Regions from separate parts of the Mus musculus genome. Here region 2 is linked to region 1. The links are chromatin loops, found by intact Hi-C in ENCODE. Cell type or tissue: gastrocnemius. All regions are shown on one strand.

Evidence for each region. Hi-C counts contacts between places; a loop is a spot of excess contacts. Peaks named below come from ENCODE experiments on the same cell type or tissue, not always from the same donor. Only the 100,000 strongest peaks of a DNase experiment are listed, where the experiment ranks them.
Region 2: a loop joins it to region 1, with 4 times the contacts of the local background. A loop is called at or near these places in 2 of 42 quality-filtered maps.

The regions. Positions count from the first base shown.
Region 1 is chrX:130,871,887-130,879,886 of GRCm38, forward strand. No RefSeq gene overlaps it. Among named protein-coding and RNA genes, the nearest start is that of Gm25170, 40 kb to the right of the region's middle. In gastrocnemius, no CTCF peak of the experiment used is centred here; a DNase peak (open chromatin) is centred at 3,571.
Region 2 is chrX:130,931,330-130,939,329 of GRCm38, forward strand. No RefSeq gene overlaps it. Among named protein-coding and RNA genes, the nearest start is that of Gm25170, 20 kb to the left of the region's middle. In gastrocnemius, no CTCF peak of the experiment used is centred here; no DNase peak of the experiment used is centred here.

The DNA of each region.
Region 1 (8,000 bases):
AATGCTGTTTTGAACTGTCAACACTCTGTGTGTAGTAAGAAGGGAACAGAGGAATTTAAAGACAGAGAGATAACTGGTGATTTCATATTCTCCCTCATATTGAATTTTCTGTGTTGTTAGAGTCAGATTCAAAGCAGTCCCAAAGACACAAAAAAACCTAGCAGGTTCAAACATAACAAAGGCCATATGATAACCATTTCTTCCAGAGAACAATAATCATTTCCATGATCTCAAATGGGAACAGCAGAAAGTGATTATCCTATCAATCCTCGTAAGGGCTGCTGACACTGACCATAGAAAGGGTTGAGAAATAGAGCCACCCCCAAAGCTGGGAAGGCACTGCTTTCTGCTTGGCATTTCCCCCGGAGAGCTTAAATTTTATTGTAATTTAAAAACAAAACAAAACAAACAAACAAAACAATCAAACAAACAACAACAAAAACCACAGGACATTGGAAGGTTTCAAGTAGGATTGTTTAAATCACATGTGCAAAAGATTCAGATGTACTGTGTTCTGACAAGCCATGTTGCAAAGGAAAAAAAAAATACCACTACTGTCCTTGTACATCATTACTAATGAGGGCAGCTTCTGCCATGTCAGTGACATAGGTGCTTTACTTGGGTAGAGAGTCTGTGTCCCAGCTGTGTCATGTGCCACGGTTATTTGTATCTCTATAATATGACGTTGTACACTGCATACATTGAGTTATAGGAGACAGACCTTTTGTTTCTCTGTAAGAAAGCATATGTCTCCAAAGCCTTAATTGGGTAGTATGAGATGCTGACATTTTACCCCAACCTGACAGCCAAATCAATGTTATTGAAGGCACCCTGTAGGCATTCGTGACAACCTAAGGATTAATACGCTTAGCCAATTTCAAGATGGTTGCAGCATATCAGCAGGTAAGGTATGTCAGTTTACACAGCATTTTTGCAACATCATCTGAGACTTTTATAAGGTACAATTAAATTGGTTGATGGGTCTCTAATGAGCCCAACTACTTTCTTCACAATAAACTTCACTTAAGATTTCCTTACTGGTTATATTGGTGAGATCATGGAAGTTTATTCATGCCTGTTGGACCTAGCCAAGATGGAGTTAGAATTCAACAACCAATGAGTGGTACACCAAACCGACAATAAATAGAATGTGCAGATGAAGGTACTCTTGTACAGATAGTTCTCACCACACATCTAAGTGTTTTCTATACTTTTCTATTTCCCCTAGTTAGGGTGGAGGAGCTGTGGGGCTAACTGTAGCTAATGGTCAGGGAACTGACAGCTCTGTAAAGTGATGCTTCCAGACGAAGTCAATAAAGACCTGGTACATTCCCTCTATGCCTTGTAAATTATTACGAAATAACATTGGGGATCACAGCTTCATAGTGTAAAGATTGAAGACCCCCTTCATAAAGGTAAGAAGCAACCCCATGGCACCTCCTGCTTTTTCAGAATACTACAGAAGCATCTTAAACCATCCAATTACTAGGCAGACTTTTTTGGTCTAGGTCACCGAAAAGGACATTCAAACAAGTTATTCTTGAAAATGCCAAGTGAAGCTATCAAAAGGAAAGGTTTATTTACTTTAAAGGTACCAATAAGCTGTAAATGTGAAGATGCTAACTTTGAGGGCAGAGAATGATGCAGAGAAAAGCACGAATTGCATCTTTGGTTTCGCAAGTTGCTATTGTTCATGCTGCGTTTCTATATACTGTGTCCCACAATTCTAAACAAGCTCATCCAGGAGTTAATGAAGGGATAGCTAATGTTTTCTAAGTACTGACAGCTGCTGTCCTAAGTAAGTGTAGTTAAAACACAAATCAAACCTAGATTTCACTGTATGTAGAATTAATGATGTATATTGGACATACAAAAAAATGGTATATGAGGAGCAGATGACATCTGGCTAGAACTTGTATTTAAATCTCTGTTGTTCCTAGAGGTGAGCTGGAGGGAAGCCACATTTCAGCTCAGGCAATGGTCATTATCTTTTTTGCACTTCCCTGTTTTCCCACTTGCTATAAACTACATTCTCAGTGAAAAAAGGGTTAATCAAATTTTTAGCAACAAATGATTTGGAGGTGACTTGCTTTAAATTAGAAATTCTTATTAAAAAGTTCAAGTGTAGCATATTAAAGAAAGTAATTATTGTAAACATAACCTTACCTCCTAAGAAGTAATAAAATACTTGGCAGGCTGGGACTTAGTTTATTCAAATTCTCATACATTTTTTTTGTTAACTCTGTTTTATGTCTTTATATTTAACTTATTCCAGGCATTTTTTTTTGTCAGAAAATCCCATAGAAGATCAAGAATCTGAGCTCATGACATTAATATAGTCACAAGATGAAAATTCAACTTCTAGATCCCCCTCCTCCCACCTCCTTTTATCTGCACAAAAATAGGAAGCAATATAGCATTCACAACAGGCGAAATGATGTCATTTTATCTATTGAAGAAGCACAGCTGACTGAGTGAATAACCTGCACTGATAATAGGCTAATAAAGTAGCCATGGATGGTGTAAAATAGGATTGGCTGTACACTGGTTCCTGGCAGAAAGGGAACTAGTATGGAAGACAGATATCTACTAGAGACTTTCTCATTTAATGAGTAGTCATTGTAATTAAAATGAAAATGAAATAGCTTTCACCACTAGCTCCTAAGAGAATTTATCAAGGCAATAAGAGTACTGAGTTTTGATCAAAGAAATTTTATTTCTAGTTAGTTCCTATTCAAATATCACATCTTTTTCCCCTTAGAGAGAAAAATAACGCATCTCTTTCTTGCTTTTACTTCACTTTTCTCTTCCATTTAATGCAATTCTATTTATTTTCTTATTTACAAATGGAATGCATTTGTTTTGGGGTTCATATGTCATTGCATTATTTCTGGAATCAAAGAGTTCATGATTCAGGTTTTACTTATTACTTACATGGAAGACAAGAGGATTATAAAAATTCCATAATAGGGGCATTTTAGGAAGCCTAATTACAGGATTTTTTGTTTGTTTGTTTGTTTGCATTGTTAAAACTTCTAAATCTCCCTTATTCTGGATTTGAATCATCACTTGATTGCTCATGGCTTTACAGTTTCTCTGGAAATAAAGGCAAGATGTATTTTGATTTGGAGTGTCCTTCTCCTTTTCAAATGTTCCTTTTCTCCTATTGTGCTTGGAGAAGGTTGGAAAGAGGATAATGACCATCCTTCCACCCAACTCTACCTAAAAGCACAAACCCACTCTGAGGGGGCACACTGAAGTGGATTAGATGCGAATGCAGGCAACAGCACACAACTAGCAAGGTGGGAGGAAATAGGAGGTGGGAGAGTGTTTTATTACATAAGGGCTCAGCTCTGTCAGCATTTCCTTTAGTTGCGAGTATATTCTTTATATTTGTGGGGCTCTGAAAGGTTATGTAATTCCCGGAATCATTACTTTAGCTAAGTTTTCCCCACTTTAGCACTATTTAAAGGACACATCTACCCCAAAAATTATGGCCACAAAGCAGACTCAAGGCTTCAAGAACTCGTTTGCCTGTGGAATTCTGGAAAGCAGCCAACTCCCATCACAGACTCTGAAGGCCGGGAAGTCACAAAACCAGGCTGTCTTACTTAGCTTCAAGTGAGCAATTTCAAAAAACAGTTTACTTAAAAAGCAGTTTCAGGGCCTGACAAAACCAAGCCCTCCTTCCTCCCTCCTCCCTCCTCTCCACTACAAAAACTGATTGTCAGATCTTTCACAGAGTGTTTTGGTTTATTGTTGTTGCTGTTGCTGTTGTTTGTTTTGGGTTTTGTTTGTTTCCCTTGGTACCCTTGGATACCAAATAGCAGGGTTTAGGGAGCTCTCAGATCAATAAAAGTCTGCTCTTGCCATTTTAAAGTTGAACTGAATCTATTCTTTCATTTTCCTCTTCTGATTATTTCTTAGATTATGGACATGTGGTCCTTTGGTCTGGAACACTCTCCGCTGAGGCAGGCGTTATGATTTGGATATGAACACCCCGTTAAGGGCCTATGTGTTGAAATTTTGATGGTCAGGTGTTGGACTTTTGGTAAGTGATTGTATCCAGAAGGTTCTGATCTCATCAGCGAATTCATTCACTGGGCTATTGAGGAATAATGGAAAGTTATGAGATGGAACCTAGTTGAAGGGAATTGTTCCTTAACAAATTTCCCTCAGAGAATAAACCTTGCCCAGGGTGCTCTTCTCTGTTTCTTTCTGTTTCTGGTTTACCATGAAACACATACTCATCACATACTCCCGCTTCATACAATTTCTTCAGTGATGAACCAGGGGAATTGAGCCCGGTAATTATAGACTGAAACCTTCAAACTCACAAACCGAAAATGCATATTTTGTACTTTTAGTTGATTTTCTCCGGTATTTAGTCACATTGGTGGAAAGCTGACTCACTCATATCTGACTTTCTAATCTGGCAGGACCCATGGTGGCATTTCTGCTATCTGTTCTCTAGGCATAGGCTGTGTTTCTGTCCTCAGGTTCTGTTGAATGAAAATATCTTAAGAGATGGCAAAATCACCTTTGAAAATTTGTGCTGGCTGTGCAAAAACCTTGCAATACACAAATGCACTCTGATGTCAGAGGGGCACATATTGAATAGTTTTCCCTTATAGTAGGTAATTTTTAACATCCTTCTTTTCTATGGAACAAAATAATTTTCATTGATTATGATTTGAAATTAGTGGTCAAGAGAGCAAGATTTGCATTTATCATCATTGAAATGCCTTTTAACTTTTTATGAAATTATGACAGTAAAATATGAGAAAATATGACATTAAGTAACTATTACAATATAAGTAAAAATATTTACATTAATGTATTTAACAAGCACAGTATCAACATATTTTTCAAGAAAATATTTAAAATATATTAAATATTATTATTAATAAATAATATAATTTACTAACAAAGCAATTCCACAGCAATAGTAAGTATTAATATAGGAATATTTTAATTTTAAAGATAACATTAAAATGTAAATAAAATGTTTCAGCTTACCACTGAAGTTTTTACTTTCCAAGCTAGAAAATTAAACCAAATTCATAATGCAGTCATTCAGTACTGTCATAAATATCTGATATGAATCAAGTTTAAAAAGAAGAATGCAGGCTCAGGGCATACAAAAGTTTACTCTAACACTCTGATGACTTCATTTTTATTCTTTGAATCTATGTAAATGTGGAAGGAGAGAACTGATGCCACAAAGTTCTCTAAACTGCTATACAAACGCTGTGACATGTGTGTGCCTCACTTCCCTCCCTCCCTCCCTCCCTCCCTCCCTCCCTCCCTCCCTCCCTCCCTCCCTCTCTCCCTCTCTCCCTCCCTCCCTTCCTCTGTGTCTCTATCTCTATCTCTGTCTCTCTATCTCCCCTACATGTAACACACACAAAGTAATTTATTTTAAAACATGTTTATTCATACAATTTTTGAGATCTTGTTGTATGATTGGCTGGCCTAGCTGACTTGTGGCTTATAAAGCCCAGATCATGGTGGCAATGTGTGACAAATGTGTTTGAAGAAGAGGTCATAAGGGTGTCGATTCCCATTATTCTCATCAGGGGCATGTCCCTGATGATCTAGACCTCCCAGTAGCTCCTACCTTTTAAGTTTCCAATCTCCTCATAATAGTGCCATGGGCTAGAGTATAAGCCTCTAATACATTGCTCTTTTCAGGATGTTTATCCAAATCACAGTACAAGTATACTAAGGCACAAAATCAAACTACATAATAGTTTTCCATTTTTATTTGTATTTGTAATTAGTGTGTGTGTGTGTGTGCGCGCGCGCATGCATATGTGTGTGCTCATAAATACACTATAGCATACATGTGGAAGGCAGTAGAAAACTTGCAGGTGTTGGCTTTTCTCTTTCCACCATGTGGGTGGTGGGCATGGAGCTCAACCTTTACCTGTTGAGCCATCTCAACAGCCCCTTATTGTTAAATTTTAATAGTAGTGATTGCTATTGTTTTGACAGGTGGCTCCCATATGTAGGCAGTTCTGCCAAACATGTGCCATTTAATAATGTAAGCCATTTTGATATCACTGTGAATCTCATTAGTTTGTATGATTAATATAGCTTGTTTTAATACTAATGCATTAAAACACTAGACATTTTTAGTTTTCACAACTAAGGAGGGGTGTGATAACATCTGGTGTGTGTGTGTGTGTGTGTGTGTGTGTGTGTGTGTGTGTGTAGCTAGGATGCCACTAAACACTCTACAGTGCACAGGACAAGTTTCTGCAGTAATGACTGAGACAGTTCCAAATGTCAGTAGCATTGAAGGTGAGAAATCCTATCTTCACCTGACCAAAGATTTCTTCACCTCAGAGGAGCACTTCATCTTTAACATTATCTAAAATGGAAGTATGTGACCATAAGAAACAGGAGTCTGACTCTCAATCTAATTGATCATTGCTGTTAATCCTCTACAGGTAATGTACTCCCTGACTCTCTATGTTTAGAGCAGATTGTTCTCAATATTATAGACTAGACAGCAAGCCCAGTACATGAAAACTCAAGGCACAGAGGGTTTTCTGTGGTATTCTTTGGTCTCACTGAAGTACTCAATGCCATAAACAGAGCTGAACTTCAGACATAGCAGGGTAAAACTGGCAGCTGTGGAAAATTCCCCAATATGTTAAGATTAGTATGTGATGATTTGCATCATGTTTTAGTGGTATGGGTTTTGGCTAGCCCCAAATGGTAAGAACTGGTTTCTAGAAATTAAGCTGTCTTTCAGATACAGGAAGCCAGAGGGTAGATGGCAGTGTTAGTAAGAAAATATCTACACTAATTGTTTTTGGTGAAGTCTAAGAAGTAAATATGCAGAGATAAAAAATAAGCATCATAGATAAAAACATACAGTTGGGCCGGGTAGGAAGGGATGGGTTTCACCAATTTGTCCATGCAGGTCTCTATTTGTTACTGATTTGTGTTAAATGGATTGACAAGACTGTAAAAGGTTTTGGCCTCTAGCATGCTGAGGAAGGTAAATGAAAGCAGATTGGCTGTCCTCCTTTCTGCGAAGTTCCCATGTAGTAAAACGAGACGCATTCTTGGTAGAGCCACACTCATTCTGGGCTTTTCTTTATTCTTATTTCTTGGTCAAAAGAAGGGAATTTAAGGCCTAATTTCACTTGGATTTGGGATATTACATTTCAGTTTTCACATCTTTATTCTTCAATTTTAGTTTTAAACTTTTTATTATTTCTTTAGTGGGTTTGTAAGGAGGGTGTGTGCACATGCAGGCCAGAGGACTAGTTGGGGGAGTTGATTCTCTCTTCCCACTGTGTGGGTCCTGAGGATCAAAACTCAGGCCATCAGGCTAAGCGAAAAGTGTATTTATCGTCTGAGCTACATTGTAAGCCCTGTTGTTTGTTCTTATTTTATATCCAGGATGTTGTGGGACTCAACTTATCCATCTCTAAAAGCTCCTTCCTCTCTCTCCTCTGATGAGTCTGTGAAGCAGATCTGACTAGTGAGAGTATTTGTCACAGTGATTGTTCACAGATGACAACATGGCCCAAGAAAAAAGAATGGGAGATGTGCTCCTTTCTCACACTGAGCATGCTCAATCAGAGTAATGAATGTGTGGCAAAGCTGATAGTCCTTTTCCACCATGAAGAGAGAGCCTCCCTAAGAATGGACAGATACAGAAGAAAATGTAATGCAGACAGTAGAACGGAGAGGAAAGGTGACTGACAAAAGGGTTGATTAACTGGATAAATCTATCTGAATCCTATACCTGAACATAAATCGATACAGTTCTTTGTGCTGACTCTAGTTTGGGTTTTCTGTTGCTTGTACCATGAACAGTTTTATGATTAGCACCGCTTCTATTGTAAGGACTTTTGTGATCATCTTCCTACATGATATTATTTCTCAGTCCTGAATTTGCAAAGGACTTATAAATTGATTGGTTATGTTATATTGTATATTGTTCTCTACTCATTATGTTTACATAAATCCAATATTTC
Region 2 (8,000 bases), 59 kb after region 1:
CTTTGAAGCATATTTGCTATGAGTAGCAGCCAACAGTTATGATTATGGGTGGGATGACATCAGTGGAATGGATTATGCAAGTAAAAGTATTATAGAAGTACAGAGTTTCACACCTACCTCTACTTCTTTCTGCTAGACTTAGGCACTTACCCATAACATAGTGTACTTTTGTCCAAAAATTTAATATGTACCATCCTACTCACCATTAGATGGGAGAGGGAATTAATGTCCTCAAATTCAACACAGCGTCTTTGGGAAGTTTCTGTATTTACCTTTATTTTTGTGCTGGAAAGGTTTCTCTTCATCTTGGCTTCTTTCTCTATTCTGTGACAGAGTTTAACAAAGAAAACATTGATAAAAGTTTAGGCCAAGAAAGACAGAATAGCAGTCATCTGCAAGCCCCATTTGTACGTGCAGGGCTCCTGTAATATAAGAGTTATTAATACATCTTGGTCTTTAAAAGTGCCTTATAGCATATTCCAGTTAACTGATTATTGCTCCCATTTACAACTCTCCTACTGTGGAGTGTCTTGCTAATGCTGAGAAATTTCCTGATTACATATTGCCACTCCCCAGTGAAGACAGAAATAAGTACCCAGTCACTTTCAACATTATTTTCCAGTTTTAGTACTATCATGCTATGGTTCAGTAAAGTACTTCATAGGTAGTTAAATTCAAATTTATTTTTCTGTCAATATAACATTATAAGACTTGCCCCAATGGCCTTAATCTGTATTATATGCTGTCTAGATAATAGGATAATTTTCTTAATGAAAAGAGCTAATATATGCTACATATATGGAATTTTAACTTGTGACAATAATGACTTCTTAGTGACTGTGCTCTCCTCTTTTCTGATATGAGGTTTTGTAGAAATGGCTAGTGATTTTACTGATTATCTTCAAATGGCTCAATAAACACTTTCTTAATGACTCTATGAATACATTTTCAAAATTATTTTTCTCAATAAAGTGCTTATGCAGTTAGAGTTTTAAGCCCTGTACACACTACTCTAAATATATTCAATTCATCTTTAAACGTTATAGTCAAACATTTGTTTTATTTATATCAGAAGAAAACGTAATTGCTCCTTTTCAATTTCTGAAATTTAAAAATCAAGAGTTTTGTTAATTCTGCACAATGTTCATGCAGACATATAAAAATGTATGAAGGCACTGTGGGAGGAAAGTACACTTCTGCTTTACTTTTATCTTGCTGCAGTTGCCTGATAAAGCTGTTCAGTAATCAGGTTCAACATACCAGTATACGCTATGGCATTCCAATGTGAGATAGTGCTGGATTCTGATCACCACAAGGATAAAGTGAAAAGGTGGGGAGGCGTGTCAGATGGAATTTACTGACAAGACTCTCAAGGGCTCCAAGAGTACTCCAAGAGTACTCTCGTAAGTGCTCATGCTTCTCTTCTTTTGAAAGATAGAATGGCACAATGACTAGATCAGGGAAGTAGCGGTAGCAAACCTGGACCAAAGACTGCTCAAGCATCTTCTTGACTTAATGAAATGGTTCTGTAGTCTTGAAAATAATTTAGTTTGTACTGATGAAGAATTATACTTTTATGACCAAGTGTTGGGGTTGTCCTAAGAGCCAGTATTGGATATCATCATGGTATTTAATCAGAAGTATGAAGAAGCTGGAAGGAGTCAGTCACTTTTCAGAAAAAAGACATCAGTACCAAAGGAACTAGGAGTGTGTTTGTGTTTGTGTCTGTATGTGTGGTTGTGTGTGTGTGTGTGTAGCTGTATGCATCCAAAATGAAACAGGAAATAATAAAGCAAATGGAATAAACATGCTCATAATCAAATCCATGAAAATGGTACGTGGGTATACTTTGTGCTATTATTTCTCTTGTAATTTTTAACAATGCAATTATGCCTCCAAACTAAAAAATACAAATGTTTCCTTCCTAGATTTTTTTGCCTATCAATATATATTACATATGTTGTGAAATATGATTAATCTGGCTTATATTATCTTAATTCAGATTGTTTACTTTTCTCATATGAGCATGTATTGAATATATTGGGGAAATTTGTTAGGTTTATGTAATTGTGATAAAATACTTAAGAAAAATAATTTATTGTGATGAAACGTGTATTTTTCCCTAATGGTTTCAAAGGTTTCACTTTGTCATTCACTGGCCTGCTACTGTTGGATCTGTCGTACCATAGTACAATTTGACAGTATTGCATGGTGACGAAGTTTTCAAACACAGAAGGAGATACAGAAAGGGACAGTGGTCCAATATCACTTGTAAAGGCATATATTCTGAAGACAAACTATGGTGGTTTTAATGAGGATGCGCCTTATAGGCTCATATATATGACTATTTGGTTCCTACTAGGTGAACTAAGTTTAGGAAGGATTAAGAGGTGTGGCCTTGTTGGAGAAGGTGTGTCACTGGGAGTGGGTCAGGCACAGTCTTATACTCTAAGACTCCTGACTTCAGATTAAGAGATAATAAGCTATCAGCTATGGCTTCAGCACCATTACCATGCCAGCCTGCCTGATGTAATTCTTTCTGCCGTGATGGTCAGGGACTAGCCCTCTGAAACTGTAAAAGACTCCCAATTCAATGTTTCCTTTTAGAAGTTGCTTTGCTCATAGTGTTTGTCATGAAGCTAGAAAGGTAACTAAAACATTAACATTTCTGTAGCTAGACTCCAGCTTTTAAGGTTTAGACTGTATTCCAATTCACAAAAGGATGAGTACCACCTTCAACAAATGGGCCTTTTGGGGACCACTCCAGATCAAAACAGCAACAGATACCAGTTATTAAAATGTACGTGCATTCGATTATAGGCAAACATCTATTGAAGCCAGAGTACTTCATACTGTTCAACGTTTCAATGAAACCTGTACGTGTGATTCAAGATGTTTATCTACTCTTATGTAATACTACCAAAATTGAATTTGAGAGACCATAATATTTGGAGAATTCTGTAGTGGGAGTAAAGCCAGACTATAAAATTCAACTTCACTTGTACCTTGATCTATTTATTCAAGTGAGAGTTCATTCACATGGTTCAAATTTCTGCCTCTGAAGAGGTATATGCATTTCTCAGTGTGTATGTGTATTTAGTTATATGTTCACACAAAATATATTTATATATTATATTTAAGTTCTTACATGTTTTATTGAGCTTATTATATATGTCAGAAACTATTTTAGGTGTCAGTGATATAGGAATGAACAAAATGAATTCTTATTCTTAGGGTTTTCATTCTATAAGAACACACAAAATGAAAAACTGCAAGCATAATGAATGTATTACCATTACTTTCAGTCTTCATTGGTCTCAGGATCTCCTACAAATTCCAAATCTGCAGATGTATAAGTTATTAATATGAAATGACATAGTGTTTGTAAGTAACCTATGTTCATCCCCACTATACAATTTAAATCATTTCTAGATTGCTTACAGTAGTCATTGTAAATACTGTATTAATAATTACCATGGTGAATTATTTAGGATGGGAGAGAAGTTTATAATATGTTCAGTAGAGATGTGGCATTATTTCTAAAGAGTTTTGATTCATGGGTGGTTGATTCTGCATGTATAGAAGGTTTAGGGTATATGGTCATTAAAAGGGGAAATGTGAAGTTGAGAGGGGCAATCCATGAAGAAAATATGCATTGATATAAAATTTTAAATAGAATTATGATAGGCTGACTTGAGAAAGGATCAGATCATGAAGACACAAAAGAGGTGAGAGATACGTGGAGAATGTTTAAGGCATATGAGGTTCAAAAGCCTTAGTGTGGGATCTTCATGCTCATTATCAAGTAGGAAGAAGACTACACTCTGACTGCATAAAGGTAATAAAAAGAGAACATGAATGTCAGGGAAGTAATGTCAAACTAGCTTAAGTGAGTAGTGAGCCATTGGAGGAGGATTCAGTCTGTTTTATTCACTCTGATCAAATATCCAAACACCACTATCACAAATATGATAAACATATCTAACTGCATCCTGTGTTAATTATGAATTCTGAATTAATAATCTATCATGCCCATGTATAGCTTAGGCATCTAACATATAGAATGAAGAATGTACCTGTATTAGTTTCTTGTTATGTTGCTATGATAAAAATGCTCAACAAAAAGCAATTTAAAAGAGAAAATGTTAATTTTGGCACACAATTTGAGAAGATAGTACATAATGGTGCAGAAGTCATGTCGGAGGGAGCTTGAGGCTCCTGATTACATTCCATCCTTTAGTTACTTATCCATTGTTGTGAAGATAGGATTTATTTTGGTTTATTGTTCCATAGGGATACAAATTCATTGTGGGTGACTGGCATAGCAGCAAGAAGAAGGCACAGTGAAAGAGCAGGAACCAGAAAGCTCACATCCTCCCTCATAAGCATAGAGAGAGCAAAATGGGAGAAGGGTGGGACTACAAACTCTCAAATCCCCAGATCCATTGTCTTGGCTGCACACCTCCCTAAACAGTTCACCAACTGTGAACCAACTAGTTATTACCTGAGCCTAGGGGGCCACTCCTCATTCAAACCACCACAGGTGCATGGTGGGACACACCTTTAATCTGAGCACTGGGAAGACAGATGCAAGGGGATCTCTGTGAGTTCAAGACCACCATGCTCTTCATTATTAGTTCCAGAACAGACAGGGCTCTGTCCTAGTGAAATAAAGCAAAGAACCTTCCACAGGCAAGAAGCACAGAGAAATGAAAGCTAGTACTGAACATATCTGTTTTTATTTCTTTTAGAAACACAACCATGGAATGGCTCCACCCAGAGTAAACTTAATATAGTTAATTCTCCATAAATCAGCCAAGAGTCTAACCAAACTTTATCTCTGTACCTCCTTCCATCTTCTGAGATCTTTTTTAATTTCTTTCTTCAGAGACTTGAAGTTTTTATCATACAGATCTTTCACTTCCTTAGTTAGAGTCACGCCAAGATATTTTATATTATTTGTGACTATTGAGAAGGGTGTTGTTTCCCTAATTTCTTTCTCAGCCTGTTTATTCTTTGTGTAGAGAAAGGCCATTGGTATGGGGGATTTTTGGGATAACATTGGAAATGTAATTGAGGAAAATATGTAATAAAAATAAATAAATAAATAAAGACAAAAAAAAAAAAGAGTCTAACCAAACTAGGGAACTAGCAAGGCATACCAAGAGGCTTTATTTAGATCCCATCATATTGGCAATATTAGTTGTGCTTGTTTGAGTATGCCTAGCCCAGGGAGTGACACTGTTTGGAGGAGTGGCTTTGTTGGAGTAGGTGTGCCACCATGGGTTTGGACTTCAAAACCCTCATCTTACCTTCCTGGAAGCTAGTCTGCTAGCTGCCTTTGGAACAAAAGTTAGAACTCTTAGTTCCTCTACTCCCAGGTCTGTTTGGATGCTTCCATGTTCCTGCCTTGATGATAATGGACAGAACCTCTGAACCTGTAAGCCAGCCCCAATTAAATATTGTTCTTTATAAGAGTTGTTTTGGTCATGGTGTCTGTTCACAGCAGTAACACCCTAAGATATTAGCTATCATAATACCTATCCTCTTGAGAATGACAGTTTAACATAAATGGCACTAATATGAAAAAATGTTTTGTATAATGTCATAAGTATGGACAAATTTCAAATACATTCAAATGAATGTATCATTATTCCTGTTCACAGGAGTTATCCTGGAGGAATTGACAGAGACAAGAAATGAGGTATGGATGCTGTCTTGTTTAGATTGAATAGATACGATTAAATTGTGTTAAACAATATAAATTCCCCAAACTCATGATTCTGGTCTTAGAGTGCTTTTAGATGGTAGAATCTCACAAACAAAAAAGAAAGAAAGAAAGAAAGAGAGAGAGAGAGAGAGAGAGAGAGAGAGAGAGAGAGAGAGAGAAAGAGAAAGAAAGAAAGAAAGAAAGAAAGCAAGCAAGCAAGCACAAGAAATAAGGAGGTGTATATTTTACAGCATGTTAGTTTAAGAAGACAAAATACCAGAGTGGATGAGTTCACAACCATAATTTACAAAAAGAAAGGTGAAGAAACCCAAAGAAGCCCTTTCTTTCATCAAGTGAATGTTCACCACTGACCTAGTATGCCAATTTTGTATGCACATACATATACATGTATACATTTTATATGAGTGTATTGTATGTACATTTTATTATAGATTTTGAAAACACAGCTTAGGCACGGTGGCACACACTTAAAAATCTCTGGACTGAGATGTGGATTCAGAAGGATGCAGAGTTCACAACCAGTGTTAGCTACCTAGGAAGGTGGAGCCCAGACTTGACAGCTTCAAACAATGTAGGAGAATAGAAAACTAAGATCATTGTCACAAAAGAGGTTCAGTTAAGGTTGTTTGGGGGTCATCAGTGATCAAAACTTTGCACTGTTTATCTATAAATCCAGCTGTATTATTTTCATCAACAATGTTTAGCAGCCCCAGAGAGTCAAAACAGGACTTTCTGAGATTTAGAAACAACAAACATATACAGATGATTAACATTTTATTTGTCTGAGTTATAATTTTATAATTCTTATTTGCCTTCCAAAGAATTTGTAGTAAAAAAAATAAGGGAATGTATTCAATTATTTTGATATCTTATATGAAAAGTCCTTACTTAATACAAAGTGATACTACTATGATTATCACAGAAAATTAGGCTATTGGAGATGTTTACCACGTACCATTGTTGTTTGATTCTTGCATTACATGCCATTTATTCCCCTTTGATCTATCCTTCATGATTACCTTAGGCATAATGTTCTAACGACATGACATTATAGTGTCAATTTAAGAAACTTCAGAGTAAATCAACACCCGATGATGCATATGCTCACAAAATAACAAACATGTATTTTTTCTCATAATTTAGTGGCATCTTATTCTGTCAAATTCTTCTAAAGAAAAATTCAAATATCAACAATTTTGTAATTATGAACTAGATCACATTGAAAAATTAAACATATATTTAAGTGAATACTTATTCTTTATTTTAAGAGTTCCTCTTTTGAACCTGACTCTATAGTTAGGTTTTGGGGATAGAAAGATAGCATTCTAGTTATTAAGGAACCTATGGATTTGTGGCAAGTGTCGAAACATGAGTCAATTTATGAAGAGTTTTCTTTCCTAAGTTAATGGATTTTGGTTTAGAAACCTCTAAAGGGTTTTCATAGGAGAAATGGCACAAATTTATGTTCAAGCTGTAGGTGATTAAATTATAAGGAAAGAAAAAAAGGCCATATTTATTGAGTGCCTCCTATAGGAAAGACACAGTGTTAGCTGATTTTCATCTACATTTTCACTTACTCATAGTAATGGGCCTCCCAAATCAAACCTTAAAATCTGTTTTACAAGTTTGATGGTCAATATCAGTTGTCAGTTTGACAGAATGTATAATCAACTAAGACATACTTCTGGGCATGTGTGTGAGGGAGTTTCTAGATTTAGGTAAGTGATGTAGGAAGATCTACTGTAAATGCAGGCAATACCACTCCATTGCCTGGAATCCAAGAATACACAGAAAGGAGAAAGCAAACAGAGTACTGGCATTTATCTTATCTTTCTGTACTCCCTCTGTATGGATGTGATATGACCAACAGCTTTGTGTTCCCAGAGTCTGCCCTGATGAGTTGTTTGATGAATGATAAGCAAAGAAAAAAAAAAAGAAAATAAAAAAGAAACCATTCCTTTTGATGCTTCTACCAGCTTGATACTGTATCAAGATAAATAACAAATACAACAAGTGAAGAAATGGTTTGGAGAGGCTTATTATTTCCATAAGATCATAATTACAGAGGAGATAGGACACAGTCTGACTACAAGATCTATAATTTTCCTCTAGGTTATCAATTGGGGTGCAATATATCAGTATAGAAATAAATTAGGATGAAAGATGGCATCAAGACAATGTTGGTGAGTTGGAAATACAGGGAAAATGTGAGCAGCTTTCAGACAATACATTTAGCAACTTTTGGTTGTTGTATGCAGTTGAAGACAAA